2 separate regions of the Homo sapiens genome follow, and region 1 is linked to region 2. Evidence: read pairs that join two places in POLR2A ChIA-PET (ENCODE). Cell type or tissue: PC-3. All regions are shown on one strand. Links, peaks and the distances in the headings refer to the core of each region. The heading gives the core; the rest is flanking DNA. Region 1 overlaps ITGB1-DT (ITGB1 divergent transcript). Region 2 overlaps ITGB1 (integrin subunit beta 1).

Region 1 (2,813 bases), core at 18-2,517, 110 kb before region 2:
GAAGCCCACAGGGGGCTGGTCTTCCAAAATCAGGCACTGTCACCCCCTCCACCCCCACCCGCTGGAAGCACCTGCCTGTTACCCTTTATCAGAGTAAGAACAAATACTCTGTTGGTTATGATTCAAGATGCGAAGAGGCCATCACATGCCTTCTAATTAATTAAGGTGGATTAAATCACAGACATTAAAGATTTTGAGTGTTCTGTTATGTTAGCTTTATATTTAAAGACTCAGTGATGACCTATTCCTCTGTGTGCCATGAATCATGTGGTGAATAAGTGATTTAAGGTAACTGCTACATTATACCTGGGAGGGCCTGTCAATATGGCTTGCTATCAACTGCCACTTTATATCAAGGCTAATGGAATGAAATGTAATAGGAAATCCTGGTTTGGAGGAAAATAAAAGAGTGGTTGTTCATTGATTAAATTTACCTGAAAGTCTGACATATCCATCGACCAAATGTTGTATTTCTGAATGAGTCACGTGCTTTTAAGACCCTGCCAGTAAAATGTTGGTTGCATTTTTGACTGATCCCCAAAGCATTTGTTCACTAGGTGAATGCCTGTGATCCTAGGGACCGGGAGCTTCAGAAGCTCCAAACATGCCCAGTCAGTACTGTGGGCCTTGATCCTATCTGCTGCTGAAGACCCCAACCCAGTGGACCTAGAACACAGACCAGAAAGGCCTTGAGAATAAATTGGCCCAAAGCTCACATTCCACAGATGAGGAAACCTTTCTGCTACACTGATTAGTTTCCTATTGCTGCTGTAACAAATTACCCCCAACGTAGTGACTTTAAGCAGCACAGACATACTCTCTTCTGATTCAGGAGGTCAGAGGTCTAAAATGGAGGCCTGGCATGGTGGCTCATGCATGTAATCCCAGTACTTTGGGAGGCCACAGCAGGAAGATCACTTGAGGCCAGGAGTTTGAGACCAGCCTGGGCAAAATGGTGAAACCCCATCTCTACAAAATTAAAAAAAAAATTAGCCCGATGTGGTGGCATACACTGATGTCCCAGCTACTCGAGAGGCTGAGGCGGGCGGGGTGGCAGAATCATCTGAGGCCAGGAGTTTGAGGCTGCAGTAAGCTATGATCACACCAGTGCACTCTAGCCTGGTCAACAGAGTGAGACCCCATCTCAAAAAAAAAGTCTAAAATGGGTCTGCAAGGCTGGGTTCCTTTTGGAGTTTCCAGGGGAGTATTTCTCTCCTTTCCTTTTCCAGCTCCTAGTGACCACCTGCATCTATCAGCTCTTGCCCGCCTTTCTTCATCTTTAAAGCCAATAGGGCAGAGTCTTCTTTCCCATATGACCTCCTGTCTCTCTCGTAAGAGACCTTGTGACTACATGGGGCCTACCCAGGCAATCCAGAATCGTCTCCCCAACTCAAGATCCTTAAATGAATCCCATCTACAGAGTGTCTCTGCCACATAAGGTAACATATTCACAGGTTCCGGGGAGTAGAGTGTTGACATCTTTGGAGGACTGTTATTCAGCCAGCCATGCTGTCAAAAGAGGAAATTTTGTAAACAAGCCACTGAAAATATTTCTCTACAGCCTCGATTGACAGAAGCTCAGGTACCTTGTCAATCTCTGGCAGATGCAGTGGTGAGAGCATAGACTATGAGCGCAGGAATCAGGTGGGCTAAGTCTGAGCCTGAGGCTGCCATTCACAAGCTCTGCAGGCTTGGACCAAGCCATTTATGAATGGTTGATGCCCCAAAAGCCTCGAAACCTTGAAGGAAGTGGTAGGAAATGAGGCAAGTAGACAGAGAGTGAGAGACTTGAAGCGCACTGATGAGCTGCGTGCAGAAACGTGAGTTTCACAAAAGCAGAGATCTCCTTTGCTTTGTCTACCCCTGCGCCCTCAGTGCCTAGAATAGCGCTACCATAAAAAATGTTTGATGAACGAGTGTTCAATGTCATGAACAGGTTCATATTAAAACTGACCCTGGTGAACACTTTTACATGACTGGCGGGAATGTAAACTAGTATAACCACTATGGAAAACAGTATGGAGATTCCTTGAAGAACTAAAAGTAGAACTACCATTCAATCCAGCAATCCTACTGGGTATCTACCCAAAAAAAAAGAAGTCATTATATGAAAAAGATAAATGCACATGCAAGTTTATTGCAGCACAATTCACAATTGAAAGATATGGAACCAATCTAAGTGCCCATCAACCAAATGGATGAAGAAAATGTAGTATATATACACCATGGAATACTACTCAGCCATTAAAAGGAATGAAATAATATCTTTTGCAGCAACTTGGATGGAGCTGGAAGCCATTATTCTAAGTGAAGTAACTCAGGAATGGAAAACCAAATATTGTATGTTCTCACTTATAAATGGGAGCTAAGCTATGAAGATGCAATAGCATAAGAATGATATAATGGACTTTGGGGAATCAGGTGGGAAGATGGGAGGGGATTGAAAGATAAAAGGCTACACACTGGGTATAGTGTACACTATTTGGGTGATGGGTACACCAAAATCTCAAAAATCACCCCCAAAGAATTTATTCACATAACCAAAAACCACCTGTACCCCAAAAACTATTGAAATAAAAATAAAAAGTAAAATAAAATTGACCCTGGCATAGAGTTGGGTCCAATAAATATTTGTAGTAAATAATACAATACATGAACTCTAGTGGAGATGTGGTTTAGTGGCTTTTATTATTTCCTTCTCAAAAAGGGTTGCAAACTCCAATGCATATGGTGCCGGGAGGCTGAGAGAGAGAATGTGTAGCTGCTCTAAAATGCACAGAGACCAGTCAGCCCCTGATTATTCTTGCCACTGA
Region 2 (2,813 bases), core at 244-2,743:
CAAGAAGCAAATTTGGTAATCATGTAAATTATGAGCTGCTGACCACCTAGAAATATATTTGCTGATAAGAGCTTTCATATAATGATCATATTTTATCTTTCCAACAATTAGATACTGTTTACAGCTTACTGATGTGTAAAATGAGAAACTTTTTTTCCTATGTTTATCATGGTTTTAAAACATTTATCATGTATTTAAAATACTGTATGCACTCCACCACAGACAGGATGGAGAGGAAGATGTGACAAAAGATGTGGTCAAAATTAGTTTTAATCAAGGAAGCATTTTGGAATGATCTGCTTAAAAAGTGGATATAATTACGCAGTTTGAGAAGATAATTCTCCTTAATTGAAATTACGGGGAATAAGTCTTGCTCTCAGGTGCTTATTGATACCGTTGATCATGCTGGTTCTTTTGCTGGCTCCACTCACAATTATCTTTGACAACTTGCCCCAAAGTAAACTTTCTCAACCAAAACCGTTCCCAACTTCTTTCCTCCTCACAGGGAAAGGCAAAAAAGTCCGCAGGCATAGAGAGTGGAAAGAAGGAACAGCATACTAGGCTGGTTTGAAAAACAATCAATTGCTAGGTAATAATGTCTTACCTTTTGAGTGGAAGGAGGAGCTGGGAAGAATTAAGTTCGGGCAGGTTTTTTGCTCATTTTGGATCAGCCCTTCATATTATGGCTTAATAGCTTTGTTTATAGTGTATTTTTCTGCTTTTACGTTCATCCTCTGAAGTCTTGAGTTAATTTTGTGCCCCTTTACCCCCATTTGAATTAAATGCTTCATTTTTTTCCCGTTTCTCACATAAAGCTATTTTTTTTTCAGGACAGGGAGGGGCTGGTGGTGGTGGTGGTGCTGTACCAGTTGTCTGTTTATGAGATCACCATTAGACAACGTTTCTCATTGGCTTGAATTATTTGAATTTTGTGTGATTTTCCTGTTATGTTGATTCTGTTCTTGGTGTCTATGAGTTCTGTAGAGGATTCCAGCCTAAATTTTCTTCCTTAGTTCTGTTTACTTTTCCTCGACTTTTGTGGTTTTGCTCTTTGATCACTGTCAAGATCTATTTGAGATTTTCTGACTTTCTTGAAGAGCAGAATGAGATCTAGATTTTCTCTTATTTTTAAAGAAGATTCTTCACTGACTTCCTTTCACTTTTTGTTCTGTGGAAGTCTTTCCTAGGTGTTAAGTTTCCAGGCTTTACCTCCCCCTACCCCCAACGTATTATCTTTAGGCATTTTGTTTGCCAATGCGTACTATATCCATTATTTATCTTTCCCTTGCACTTGTAGATTGGGTGGTGATAAAAATCTTCCATATTTCATTTTCCTGGAGAAGGCGGGTAGAGTCACTAGTGATGAATTTTATCTTCAATCTGTTGTATAATTTTCTTAAAGTATCTCGCCGTGTTGTGAGCTGTTCTCAGATTTCAAATTGTTTTGTGAACCTATAGCTTTGGAGCAGCCAAACCTTTGTTGTTAGAGCTTCTTAGCCCAGGCTATCATTATCATTGTGTGAGAAGGGGTTAGTGCTCTTTAAAAAGCCATTTTTCTTCTGGGTGGGAGTGGTGAATTTTAGATGGTTTTCTAATTCAGACTACTTTTCTGTTTGTCAAGGAGAGGAGAAGAGGACTTCAAATGTGGTGTTACATCTTTGGGATCCCTTAGCCTCTTCTCTTTCATGTCTCCTTTTTTTTCTTCTCTATTCTTTCTGCGAAGTTTTGTTAATCATTAATGCTAGCTTATTAATATTTGGGCCATAAACACCTCTGTAGTGACCAACACACCTCTTCCTGCCAGATGGAAGGAAAAAAAGTGTTGAGTTTTAATTGTTCTTCCTGTAAGGGGAAAGGTTCCCTTTCCATGGGAGGAACTCATCTCCACATGTCACCCTCTCAGATGGTACAGAATTCAGAAAGATTTCTCAGTTTCTTCCATTCATGTTTTTCTCGTTTTTATTACTCTCTATGTGGGATAAGTGGGAGGAACCTCATGTCTTTCAATTTGGCTCTGTGTTCTTCTTCTGGAATATATTGATTTTTAAATACTAAAATCTGTTATTGGCCTATTTCTTCCCCTTTTAAAAGCAGATACAGAAAATAATGATGGTAGAACAGACTTGGGATGAATCCAAGTTTATTATAATTTTTAGGAGACATTTATGATATACCTCTATAGGTATCAGAATCTTTTCTACTATTAAGGTGAAAAGATTTGAGATTTTGTGAAATCTTTTGTGTATTCTTTTTATTTGAGTTGGCTTTTAGGTGGCTTATTTTTCAACTCTGAAATGAACATAACATGTTACATATGTTACATATGTTACAATTTTTTTCTAAAGTGTAGTTGTTTAATTTCTACAAAGATAGTCCATATAAAGTTTCTAAAGATTGTAAATTTAAAAGGAAATGCCAAATGAATTATTTGTAAAATTGTTTAAAAAAATTAATAAATAATGAGTGTGTATTTAAAAGTTTGAACATGATATAAAACCATACTTTTATGGATAAAGATTAGTTTACAGTGAAGATTAAAACAATTATGCACTATTTTTGACAGTGGAAACAATTGCACATATTTGGGTTAACCACTAAAATGAGATTATTTGTGGGTGGTGTTTAAGATTGTTTATTGTTCAGGGAATGAATTATGACCCCTTAGATAAAATTTCATATGGTAAAAAATGACCTTAAGGTGAAATGCTTTTATAGGAACAAGACACAAAACCTTTGTCTGTACTTATGAAATATGGCAATTAAAATAACTTTTCTTGGCCTCTATTAAGTTCAAATGCCCAAGAAATAAACTC

The links. Peaks named below come from ENCODE experiments on the same cell type or tissue, not always from the same donor. Only the 100,000 strongest peaks of a DNase experiment are listed, where the experiment ranks them.
Region 1: POLR2A ChIA-PET joins it to region 2 with 7 read pairs; 4 of 35 experiments call an interaction of 5 or more read pairs at or near these places.

Annotation. Positions count from the first base shown.
Region 1 is chr10:33,059,492-33,062,304 of GRCh38, reverse strand. The region is part of intron 2 of ITGB1-DT (ITGB1 divergent transcript); the gene reads right to left. Among named protein-coding and RNA genes, the nearest start is that of IATPR, 56 kb to the left of the region's middle. In PC-3, for the core only: no CTCF peak of the experiment used is centred there; no DNase peak of the experiment used is centred there.
Region 2 is chr10:32,949,451-32,952,263 of GRCh38, reverse strand. All of the region lies in intron 1 of ITGB1 (integrin subunit beta 1), which reads left to right. Among named protein-coding and RNA genes, the nearest start is that of ITGB1, 7.4 kb to the left of the region's middle. In PC-3, for the core only: no CTCF peak of the experiment used is centred there; a DNase peak (open chromatin) is centred at 1,333; H3K4me3 peaks cover 2,044 bases; H3K27ac peaks cover 1,876 bases.